2 separate regions of the Mus musculus genome follow, and region 2 is linked to region 1. A link is a loop called in an ENCODE intact Hi-C map of the cell type or tissue named here. Cell type or tissue: left cerebral cortex. All regions are shown on one strand. Links, peaks and the distances in the headings refer to the core of each region. The heading gives the core; the rest is flanking DNA.

Evidence for each region. Peaks named below come from ENCODE experiments on the same cell type or tissue, not always from the same donor. Only the 100,000 strongest peaks of a DNase experiment are listed, where the experiment ranks them.
Region 2: a loop joins it to region 1, with 9 times the contacts of the local background. A loop is called at or near these places in 32 of 42 quality-filtered maps.

The regions. Positions count from the first base shown.
Region 1 is chr9:28,245,231-28,250,607 of GRCm38, forward strand. The region is part of intron 1 of Opcml (opioid binding protein/cell adhesion molecule-like); the gene reads left to right. Among named protein-coding and RNA genes, the nearest start is that of Gm39313, 150 kb to the right of the region's middle. In left cerebral cortex, for the core only: a CTCF peak has its summit at 2,784; DNase peaks (open chromatin) are centred at 2,644 and 3,025; H3K27ac peaks cover 796 bases.
Region 2 is chr9:27,407,300-27,412,676 of GRCm38, forward strand. No RefSeq gene overlaps it. Among named protein-coding and RNA genes, the nearest start is that of Spata19, 13 kb to the left of the region's middle. In left cerebral cortex, for the core only: a CTCF peak has its summit at 2,736 (motif pointing right); a DNase peak (open chromatin) is centred at 2,732.

The DNA.
Region 1 (5,377 bases), core at 323-5,322:
CTTAACAGAGGAGACTATGATACCCTGTGGGAGAAAGCTTCCCAAGGGTGCTAAATAAGGCCCCCCTTTAGGTGAGCCCATGAGGGTGTTTCCAGAGGCTGTTAGATCATGAGGGTTCTGGACTAAGAAATGGTTTAATCCGTTGATGACTTCATAATATGACAGCATTATTGGGAACAAGGGAAGGAGGTGGCAAGGCCTGACTAGAGGACAGTATGGCCTTGGGTACCAAGTCTTGGCCTGGGGCCTCTTCCTGTGTTTGCTTTTTCTTTCTTAGTAACTATGGCTATATGAACCATTCTGCCCCACCAGTCATTGCCTCATGACAGACTGACACCTCGGAAACTAAGGGCCACAATTAAAATTCCCCCTTTCAAGTTGTTCTGTCAGATGTATCAGTCACCCATACACAAAAGTTGCTTGTCCAATAGGCACAGAGCACACAGGACTCTGTTAATTGGCCACATAGCCTGCAGTCTGTTGAGGGAGGCATCCCTGTAGACAAGAAAACAGGATGCAACATGATGAGAGAAGTAGGTAATGAGAACACAAGGCTTAACTCTTCAGAGGCCACCAGGGAGTCTCAGAAGAAAGCTCAGCAGGTTACCATGGGCCCCACATCAGAAACCCATCAGCATGAGCTTCTGTTGGTGCTGCCTTCTTCTCCCCGTAAGACATTCTGTCTACCATCAGGAATGCCAGAGGAGTCTGTCCCATCAAAGTCCCAAACCCAGTCTGGGCTGTTACAAAGAGGCTTTCAGGCTCTAGCTGCATTTAGCATCTGGGTTTCAGATCGCTTTTATTTCAAAACCACCTTCTGTTGTGAGTTGTTGTTGTTGTTGTTTTAATATATAATGGCATAACCAAAGGCTAGCCCATGTCCTATGACCCTCTCCCCCACAGCACCCTGCATCCATACTCTCCTCATTCCCAGTACCACACTAGGGTGTGGGGTACCACACAATACCAGAATGGACCAGTCCATTCTGTGCCAGACCTCCAGCCCCCAGAATACAGCCCTGCAGGCCTAAGTGAATAAGCAGAGAAAGGATGGGGCAGGCACCTGCAAGCTGTTTTAAAGGACTGGAGCAGAAAACACCAGCCTCCTGCTCTGTGGCCATATGAGCAGTTAAGTCTTTATTCTCAAGGTTCTCTCATGTTCCTCCACAGCTTAAAACAAGCAACCGCACACTCAGGTGTGCTTCTGGCTGGACGGCAGGGAAGGATTCAAAGAAAACTTTGCAAGTAGGGAACATAGGCCCATGGGTAACCTTCTAACCAACCTCTCGCTCTCAGTTAGGAGCATAGTTAAAATGTCCCACAGATGTGACAAAAGCCAACTTAGGGGGCAAATAAAAATATGTGCTAAAGGACATAGGGATAGCCATTTTGGGTGTCCACTGAGGACATAGTCACTGCCACCCAGCTTCATCCTCTGACCCCAGCCTTTCTGCTCACCATGGCTCACAGTCAGTCACATGGGGATATCTAGGAGCTTGTTGCAATGAATATTCTCCGGATCTGCCCTGGATGGACCCAAGTGAGACTGTATTTTAACAAGATTGGGCATGGAACTGGGTACACATCAGCATCAGAGGGGCAGTGCCCTGCCGTGCCTTGTGCTGATGTTGATTCAAACCGAGGTCTACTTGCCTGACCAAGTGTGTCTGTTCAGGACTGTGGGGCTACAGGCTATTGCAGGCTGCTATGGGGGAGCCCTGTTCACAGCCACTAAGGGATTCCTTTAGCTTCCCCTCTACACCCTGCTTGTGGGAACTGATAAACTATGCCTCTGTCATGGAATGATCTTCATGGTGAGTTAATTCCCTGAGACTGACTGCTGCCATCATGGCTCCAGTTCGAAGGATGTTCCTGATTAAGGAAAAATGATGAGGTCTCAACTTGTCGTTGGCTCTGACACTGCCACAGAATGGAAGGCAGAGCTGGCTGGAGGGTGCTGAGATGAAGGCGGGGGTCCTTTCTCCCAGGAGGCAGGTCACAGGAAGTCACGCTATGGTTTTCCCTGTATATATACCCCAGAACAGCAGAGTCAGGGAATAAGGAAGCCACATGTAGTGGGGATGCTGTTGTCACTCTTCACACACAGATTGTGCCCTTGCACTTGGCAGGGTCCCTTCACCCAGGCTGAGTATAGAATCAACTCTTCTGCACTCTGATATCCAGCCTTGAATGCTTCTGGGGAAAAAAAGAGGTCACCACATGTCAGGATAGCTACCCTTCTCCCTATGCCATGAACTCTAAGGAATGGTTTGGTCATTTCCTTCTATCAAGTTCAAAGACATCTCCCTGATACACACGGGTGCAAAACATACATACGATACTACGATATGCTATTGAATAAACTCACAAGCTCTCTGGCAGCAAATGTTTTCATCTGGAGAGGCAGGGGTCAGGGCAGAAATACAGGCAGATCTACATACGGAGAGCAGGGTCCAGTGAAGTGGAAGTGGGTGTGTGGAGGAAGGCAGGAGTGGGCATAAAAAGTGAGGAAAAGCAAGAGGGAGGATTACATAAGGAGACCAGTCCACTCACAATAACAGGATTGACGTGGCTCAGGACTTCTCCCCAAACCTGTCATTCATAACTCCTAACAGCTTCATACTTCATATTCCCCCAGCAGAGAAGGGGCAGCATAGAATAGATAGTGAGGAGTAGGATGTGTTTGTGGCAGGGGAGTGTCTGCCTGTACTGGGTTTAGTTCTCAAATTGGAGTGACAAGCGGCACTATTAAAAATCCATGTGCATCATGAGCCCCCTTGTGTCTTTGAAGAGCCATTGCAGCTCTGCAAGAATTACTGGGCTGAGGACTCTTCCAGGGGATTGAAGGGTGTCTCTGCTGGATGAACAAGGTACAAGGGCCCAGAAATGAGCACTGAGAGTGACCCAAATCTTTGTACAGGCAATCTATAAGGGCTTTATTTTTTTATTCCTTGTCTAGGTTCTGTTTGGCGTCTAAAGCACATTTCTTTCCCTATCAGCGATTCCACACAAGGGCTTGCTCACCCCTTCACTGTTCCCATCGCTTCTGTTTTGTTTGCTATGCATGCTGACAGCTGTGTGTAGGCCATGTGCTCTTCCTTGTGTGTGCCTGATGATAACAGTGAGCTTCTCTCTACTTCCTCTAACTTAGGTAAGTGATGCTGTGGTGGAGAGCTCACTGTTCCCGCATCTCCCATGCACACATTTCAACGCATCCCTGCTTCTCTGTGCTGAGTTCCTTCTGTCCAGTGACTCCTGTGATCTGTATCTTTGCAGCTGTTCCTCAAGGTTAGATCCTCATGTACCACCACTGGTACAGTTACCCTGCCCGCCAGCAACCTCTACCCCAGCAAATATCCCTGCAAGAGATGCTCTCTGGTATTTAGGATAGCTTGGGGCTGTAAAGTATGCCAAAGGACAAATCTAGGTCACAGGAATTAGTTGAGTTAACCTAAGGGCTAGCTCAGGCACTCACCAACCACGGCTTCCACAGTTGTTATTCCCGTTGTTTCCATGTCCCCTCTGCCACTGCCAGCCTTCCCATTTCTACCAGCCAATTATGTATAAAATGACTCAGTCTCATACTCACCTGCTCACCAACAAACTGAGACTCCCTTCCTGTATTCCACTGGCATCTGAGTTTCATTTTTAAATCCCATGTTCATTTCATTTGCCCATAATCCATCATCGTTTTTTTTTTTCTTTTTGGTTTTATTGATGTGAAGATTGTCTTTGTAGAACGAGTATTAATTCTATGGTGCTTTCAGATATTAAATTATTTTCTTCCATGCAGTCCAATACAAAAATATTTCCTATTCTGGACAGAAATCTTTCACTCTATCATACTTATTCATAGTTTCCTTTGTGCCTTTAGCTTTTGAGATCATGTATAGAAATTCAAGCGAGTCTTCCCCCTCTCCTAGCTCACAGAGTCACCCTCTGGCTTTTCTCTTTGTTGGCTTTGATAGTTTCTCCTTCCTGCACTCATATCTTTAGTCACAAGGCATCTGGCTCTCAATCAACACTGGGCTGGGATCTGGTGTTGTCCTATCTTGGTCTCTGAATGCTTTCTGCTCTCATTTAAACAAATTGCCATGCTGAGCCTGTGGGAGAAACAGTCCAGAAGCACAAAGCTTGGAACTGGTTGCAGGGATCAGCTCCATGGCTGGAGCAGGCTGATGGACCCGGAGTCTGATCTCAGAGTTTCCAGACTAGGTCGAGTCCTCTCTCCAGGGAGCCGTAAGTCTGATGGCGATTGGTTCTGACTCACCAGAACCAATGATTACCTCCCTTGCCGGATTTCTTGAAAGACAAGGTTTCACCCACCTGTTCTAGGCAGCTTGGATAATAAACAGCAAAATGAATCACACGTGTCACCATTTGCCCATTGGCAGCCATTGCTGCCCTGTCACAAAGAACTTTCCCATTGTAGCTTTAGAAATATGATACCAGAAGAACTGGTCAGAAGTGCCTATTAGCTGTGTCTCAGATTCACCTGTAGGGAGGGAAAGACCTGAGTGGAAAAAAATAATAAAATGGAGAGTGGAATTGGATGTATGTATTTACCCACTGCGCACCAGCTTAGTCCTCAGCTCTCTGTAGGTTACTTCCTTCCTCTGAGCTCCAGCATCTTCCTGAGCGATGGGAATGAATGGCTATGTGGATGGTGACATATACCCTAGGTGATTTATTTATCTATTGACCTATTTAGGCAGAGAGAGAGAAAGAGAGAGAGAGAGAGAGAGAGAGAGAGAGAGAGAGAGAGAGAGAGAGAGAGAGAGAATGAATTATGTGTGTATGTGTGTATCCACATATGTGCATGCATGCCAAAACTTGTGTGTATATATTTATATATTAGAGGAAAGATTTCCAATGTTGGTTCTTTTCCGACCAATAGTGTGCATTTGTGGATGGGGTGGAAGTCCCTGAAGATCATAAGTCAACATGGCAGGTGACTCCCTTACAGGGTAAGCTACCTCATTGGCCCTCGTTGGAGGGAGTTTTATGCAAGATCTCATCTAAGCATTGGGACATAACCCTTACCTGTCCGTATTATGACATGAGCCAGATCAAGTCCAAAATGCTGCTGGCATTTCTATGACACGTGCACACTTCTGACCAAAGTTTGAACAGTTTTACACACCATGTCTTAAGGATCTAATTGTTCCACATTGTGAATGACAGTCCAGAAGCAGGTGTGTTCTCCCTTGCAGAGATAAATGAAAAGTCTCGATGAGGTAAGGCCAAGTAGGTCTCTCTTCAGCACAGAAAGTGAAGAAATGGCTGTCCTTGCTGGGGACATTTCTCATTTCCTGAAACCCACAAGTTTAGATAGCAATGGTTTGGGACTAGAGCAGGGTAGAGGAAATTATTTGGA
Region 2 (5,377 bases), core at 114-5,113, 840 kb before region 1:
GCCTGAGCTATTGGTATTCTGTTCAGGAAGCTGTCTCCTGTGCCAATGTGTTCAAGGCCATCCCTCACTTTCTCTTCTCTGAGATTTAGTGTGTCTGGTTTTATGTCGAGGTCTTTGATCTACTTGAGTTTTGTGCAGGGTGATAAGTATGAATCTATTTGCATTCTTCTACATTCAGTCATCCAGTTAGACCAGCACCATTTATTGAAAATGCTTTCCTTTTCCCACTGTATGCTTTTGACTTCTTTGTCAAATATCAAGTGTCCATAGGTATGTAGATTTATTTCTGGGTCTTCAGTTCTATTCCATTGAGCAACCTACCTGTTTTTTTTTTTTTTTATGCCAATGCCATATGGTTTTTATTACTGTTGCTCTGTAGTACAGCTTGAAATCGGAGATGGTGATACCTCCAGAAGTTCTTTTATTGTACAGGATTGTTTTAGCTATCCTGGATTTTTTGTTTTTCTAAATGAAGTTGAGAACGGTTCTTTCAAGGTCTGTAAGGAATTGCATTGGGGATTTGATGGGGATAGCATAGAATCTGTGGATTGTTCTTGATTTATTCAAGCGACCACAACACGGGAGATAAGAAAGGAACCACACCAATCACATCTTCTGCAACCACTATAAAATACTGTGTATCAACACACCCCTACTCAGGGATTTGAAAATAAAACAATTATTTTCAATTTTATACTATCATTCCCTACTTCCAGACCAGGAACAAGGAGTTCAGAGAGATTGAGTCACTTCTTTAATGTCACACAGTCATTAAATGGCTCCATCAATATTTCCATTGAGGAGACCAGAGCCAGTGAGCAGCAGTGTAAGTCACCTTACCAACAAACTGCTGCAAGGATATCATCGAAGGTTGAAAAATTATTTGTCCTGAACATGAAAACCTGTAACAATTTAAATTAAATTTATAAAACTTGTTACTTGTAGTTTTCCCCTTGCAAGATCCAAAAAGAAAAATAAAACATCCAGGTAACTAACAGACAATAGTTACCACATAATCCTGGACTGCCCACACCCAAAGCAGAGTGCCTTTCATTAAACCCATCATCAGAGAGACAGTCTCTTCATTTTATATAAACAAAACTGACATGTGCCAAAAAAGACCCCCGAAGACAAACAAACCCTAGTGCTGACACTGAAGACCAGGGCCCAAAGGCCACTGACTAAAAAGACATCAGTGGCTGCCTATCACTGCAAGCAACCCCAGAGGCTTAACCCTTCTGCTTGAGAAGTGCAGGTCTAACTAGGTGTTTCTGGTCTGATAGGACATGATGAGTTCGTTCTCTGCAACGGGGCAAAGAAGTCCATGCCCAGGAAAGACATGAGTTCTAGCAGAGGAGAAGGACCATCTTATCCCTTGTAACCCTTAGTGACTGGAGGTTGGTTTAGGTATTTTATAGGCCCCCTCCCCTCTTCTTTTATTGGCCTTGCTTAGAAATCCACCTCCATGCTGTCTCCACCATTTATCCTCTCAATGTCTTCAGGGGAAAAAGTAGCTGCCATCTCAGCGAACCCATGTTTGCTTTCCATGTCACCTATGTTCCCCTGACTCACGTATTTCCAGAAGAGAAAGGGACAGGCTCAATGACCCATCCTCTACATGGGTCAGGGACACCCGCTCTCCTGTCACCTGTTCCTGGCTTCTGCAACCTGTTTGCTCTAGTGGGGTGTGCACGGGAAGTGAAGTGAATAAGAGCCCCCTAGTCAGGGGTCAGGAGGGCAGTGTGCTGAGCTCTGAAGGGGGAAGGGAACATGGGGCAAGATTGGAGGACGCTGGGGGTTGCTCAGGCTGGAACAAGCAGCAAATCCAGGGGATGCTCTGTTAAAGACCTCACCTCGTGGACAGCTGTGGGTGTGGTGAGATCTGCAGCCGATGGAGCAACCCCAGGTGCTGGTGCTGAGTCAGAAAGCAGGAGGGACAGACAGAGGGACAGACACGTCCCAGGTGTCTCCCCACACCCGTTCCTCCTGTTCGTCATGAAGTTATCAATTTTTCTTTTCACTGTGAGCTCCTGGCTTGCCAGGTTCACCCTCTTTACCCAGAGTCAGTGGAGTCAAGTAACCAGGAACTGACCCTGTGAAAGGAGAGCCCAGATAAATAGTCTCCCGTTTTAAGTTGTTAGTCTTGGGTGTTTGTCACAGTGGGAAAACACACAGAAGCAGAGAGTGGTTTTGCAGGCTGTGGCAGACGTTGTCGGTGGTGGTGAAGGAGGAGGTGGAGGTGGAGGTGGAGGTGGAGGTGGAGGTGGAGGTGGAGGTGGAGGTGGAGGTGTTGGTGGTGGTGGAGGAGGAGGAGGAGGAGGAGGAATCAGAGGAGGGATGCTTTCTGTACCCCTTGGGCAGGAGGAAGGAAGTGGAGTGGAGGAGAAAACAGTAGACTGAAGCCATGATCAGTGGGAGAGGAGTCTGGAGGTTTAGAAACACTGCTCCTAGTCAAGGTACAGAAGCCAGGCTGGGAGGTCAGTTTTATTTGGGCCCTGAATGTTGAGTCTACCCTGGTGGTACAATACACACAGGATGGACATGGATGCACACAAGCTGAGGTGGAGCATGTTGCACATAGGAGGGGTGCTGTCAGGGAACAGTCAGCAATTCAGGGAAGAGCTACAGTCTAGAGCACTGGAGAGAGGGATGGGTGGTAGCCAAGCCTTCAGTAGGAACACCTGTCACAGAGCCCTCATATCCCTGGTTGAGAAACTATTTTCTCCTGAGCCACTAGATGGCACCATTTCCACACAAACAACATCTTTGAAGGTGACCTGGTCTTTTCCTGAGACTCCTACCAGGGCTTGGTGAGATTTTTAGCACTGTTTGGGAAAGCCTAAAAAGATGAGATGCCGTTGAATATCTTTGTTTAGTTATGAAAACAGTTTACATTCACACACACAAAATAATATAGAGGCAATTTATTCAAATAAAACGTGCTGAGCACTTATACCCAATATTCTGGGGATAAGCGATGCCCAGTGGGATATGGGATGCCCAGTGAATAGAGTGTCATGTCCTGGGGAGCTCACAGTGGCAGATAGGCTGTCATGCACACTGATTATGAAATATGGTATGAAAATAAGTCAACAGTGCATGCGAGAGGGAGCGGCAGTGCGGTGGTTTTCTCTGCCAGAGAGAAAAAGCTTATTACAGGAGGTAATGTTGAGACACAGAGAGAGCGGAGGCATTGTCAGGCCCTGGAAATGAAGGAGGGGTTCACTAGGCATGGGCACCACTCCCAAGGCCAGGGGGATGTTCAGGGAACTGGCCCGGACTTTGAGTGTCTGGAATAAGGGAGGGGTTGGGTCTGGCTGATGATAGAGCCTGTTATGGGGGAAAGGTACAGACTCCGCAGGTGGATGTTAAAATGACTCCATAAGATAGGCGTGGCTTCCCGTCTAGAGGAGATGAGCATGGTTGGCAGGCCTGGCTGAGAGGGCGTGGCTGAGTTGCGGATGAGCCCCCTTCCCCGATGTCTCACACACGGGCATCTGGAGTATGAGGAGCGGGAGAGCTGCATTAGTATTATAGACACAGCGCCTTCAAACCTAGGGTGGAAATGAAATCATTAAGTGGCTCAAATGGAGTTTTGTTCTGTGCATGATTAACCCCAGGAGGGGAGTTTGGGAACAAATATACCTCCTATACCTGTATTACAGGGGGACTGAGCCACGGTGAATTAAAAGAAAATCAAGGGCAAATTTGGGACTAGTCAGCTGTGACCAAGCCATTTGTGTAGTTAAATGGAGCTGAAAGCGCTAATAACAGCTTTGCGGGTCATGGATCTTCTGGGAGGGTAGGGCAGAAGGTGGGCTGGGCAGGTGGGCAGGGAGCTGGCCCCGGCTTGCCCAGCTAGAATTTGAAGTGGGGATGTAGCCTGTTGGCCTGTTCTTGTCATCTAAGTGTGTATAACTTCCTAATGTACCCTTTTGGTTCTAGACAGAGTCAGGAATCAGTGTTCAATCTGAGTCATTGGCATCTCTTGTAGACCCTAGCTGAGCCTGGAAGACTGCTAGTGATAATCTTGTGCATCTCTGCAGCTCCAGGGGGAATTGCTTTACGGGGCTACAACAAGGAGGACTTAAGACAAAAGCTGCTTTCATAAGCTATACCATATGTAGTGGGGACCCTCAGCTCAAGGTAAAGAAAGACTCAGCAAGTGTCTTGAGATACCTGAGTTAGTTGGAGCTTGGCCTTGATCCTCACCAAAGGCCAAACCATCTGTGGTTTGAATGGCTCCCATAGGCTCATAAGCACTATTAGGAGATGTGACCTTGTTGGAGGAATTGTGTCACTTGGGGTAGGCTTTGAGGATCCAAAAAGCTCAAGCCAGGCCCAGTGTCTCTCTCTCTCTCTCTTGCTTCTGCCTGTAGAACTCGTAGCTACCTCTCCAGCACCCTGTCTGCCTTCATGCTTTCATGCTTCCTGCCATGACGATAATGGACTAAACCTCTGAACTGTTAGCCAGTCCCAATTAAATGTTTTTCTTTATAAGAGTTGCCATGGTCATGGTGTCTCTTCAGAGCAATAGAAACCCTAAGTAAAATGCCAGCACATAAAAATGGGGTAGTTTGGCCACATGGGAAGGAATGGATGCCCAGTGATTGTGAGAGTATGCAGGCAGGCCTTCCACACAAAACAGATGGGCAAGGAAGATGTATAAGGAGAGGATGGAGGCTGAGAAGTATAAAGCATTAGGAGGGGCCCAGGCTCTGGTCCTATAGGGGCAACTCATCTTGGTGTGTAACGTGGACAAAATGGGGGCACAAGAGGCCCCTCTAGGCTCTCTCAGATGGCTTAGTGGTTGTTGCACCCTCTGGGTATTCCACACAACAGCATCAACTGGTTCTGCTTGGTTTGAGACACAGTGTATATGCATATGTGTTTGCTTACTTCATAGACTGCTCTAGGGAGGTGTACTCCATCCTTCCAGGGTCTGGGGAGGCAGCACTCTGCCTCCACGCAAGCCAGTAGCTCTTCTATATGTCTTCCAATTACCCAGCAGTCGATGTAGGGCTGAAAGCCATTTTCCTAAGAGAGGGAAAAGAGAGTCTAGAGAAAATGTCAGGTGTTTCTGAGAATTGGGGAACTCTGAGTGACCCACAGGGAAGTGGAACCTGTGTGAGGATGGTCCCTGCCCACCTGTTTCATCTTGCCCTGGTTGTCACAGAGGATGATACCATCAGCTTCTGAATTTTTCAGCGGGCTCTGTCACTGGGATGCATACCCACGTAGGGCAGGGGGGATCCCAGAACCCTCTTCCTACTCCTGGCAGTACTCAAGGAAAGACAAAGCCACTGGCCGTGACTCTGGCCTGAGTGTTGGCATCTCTTTTGCTGTCCTCTCCCCATTGTTCCTTTGAATCCTGGGT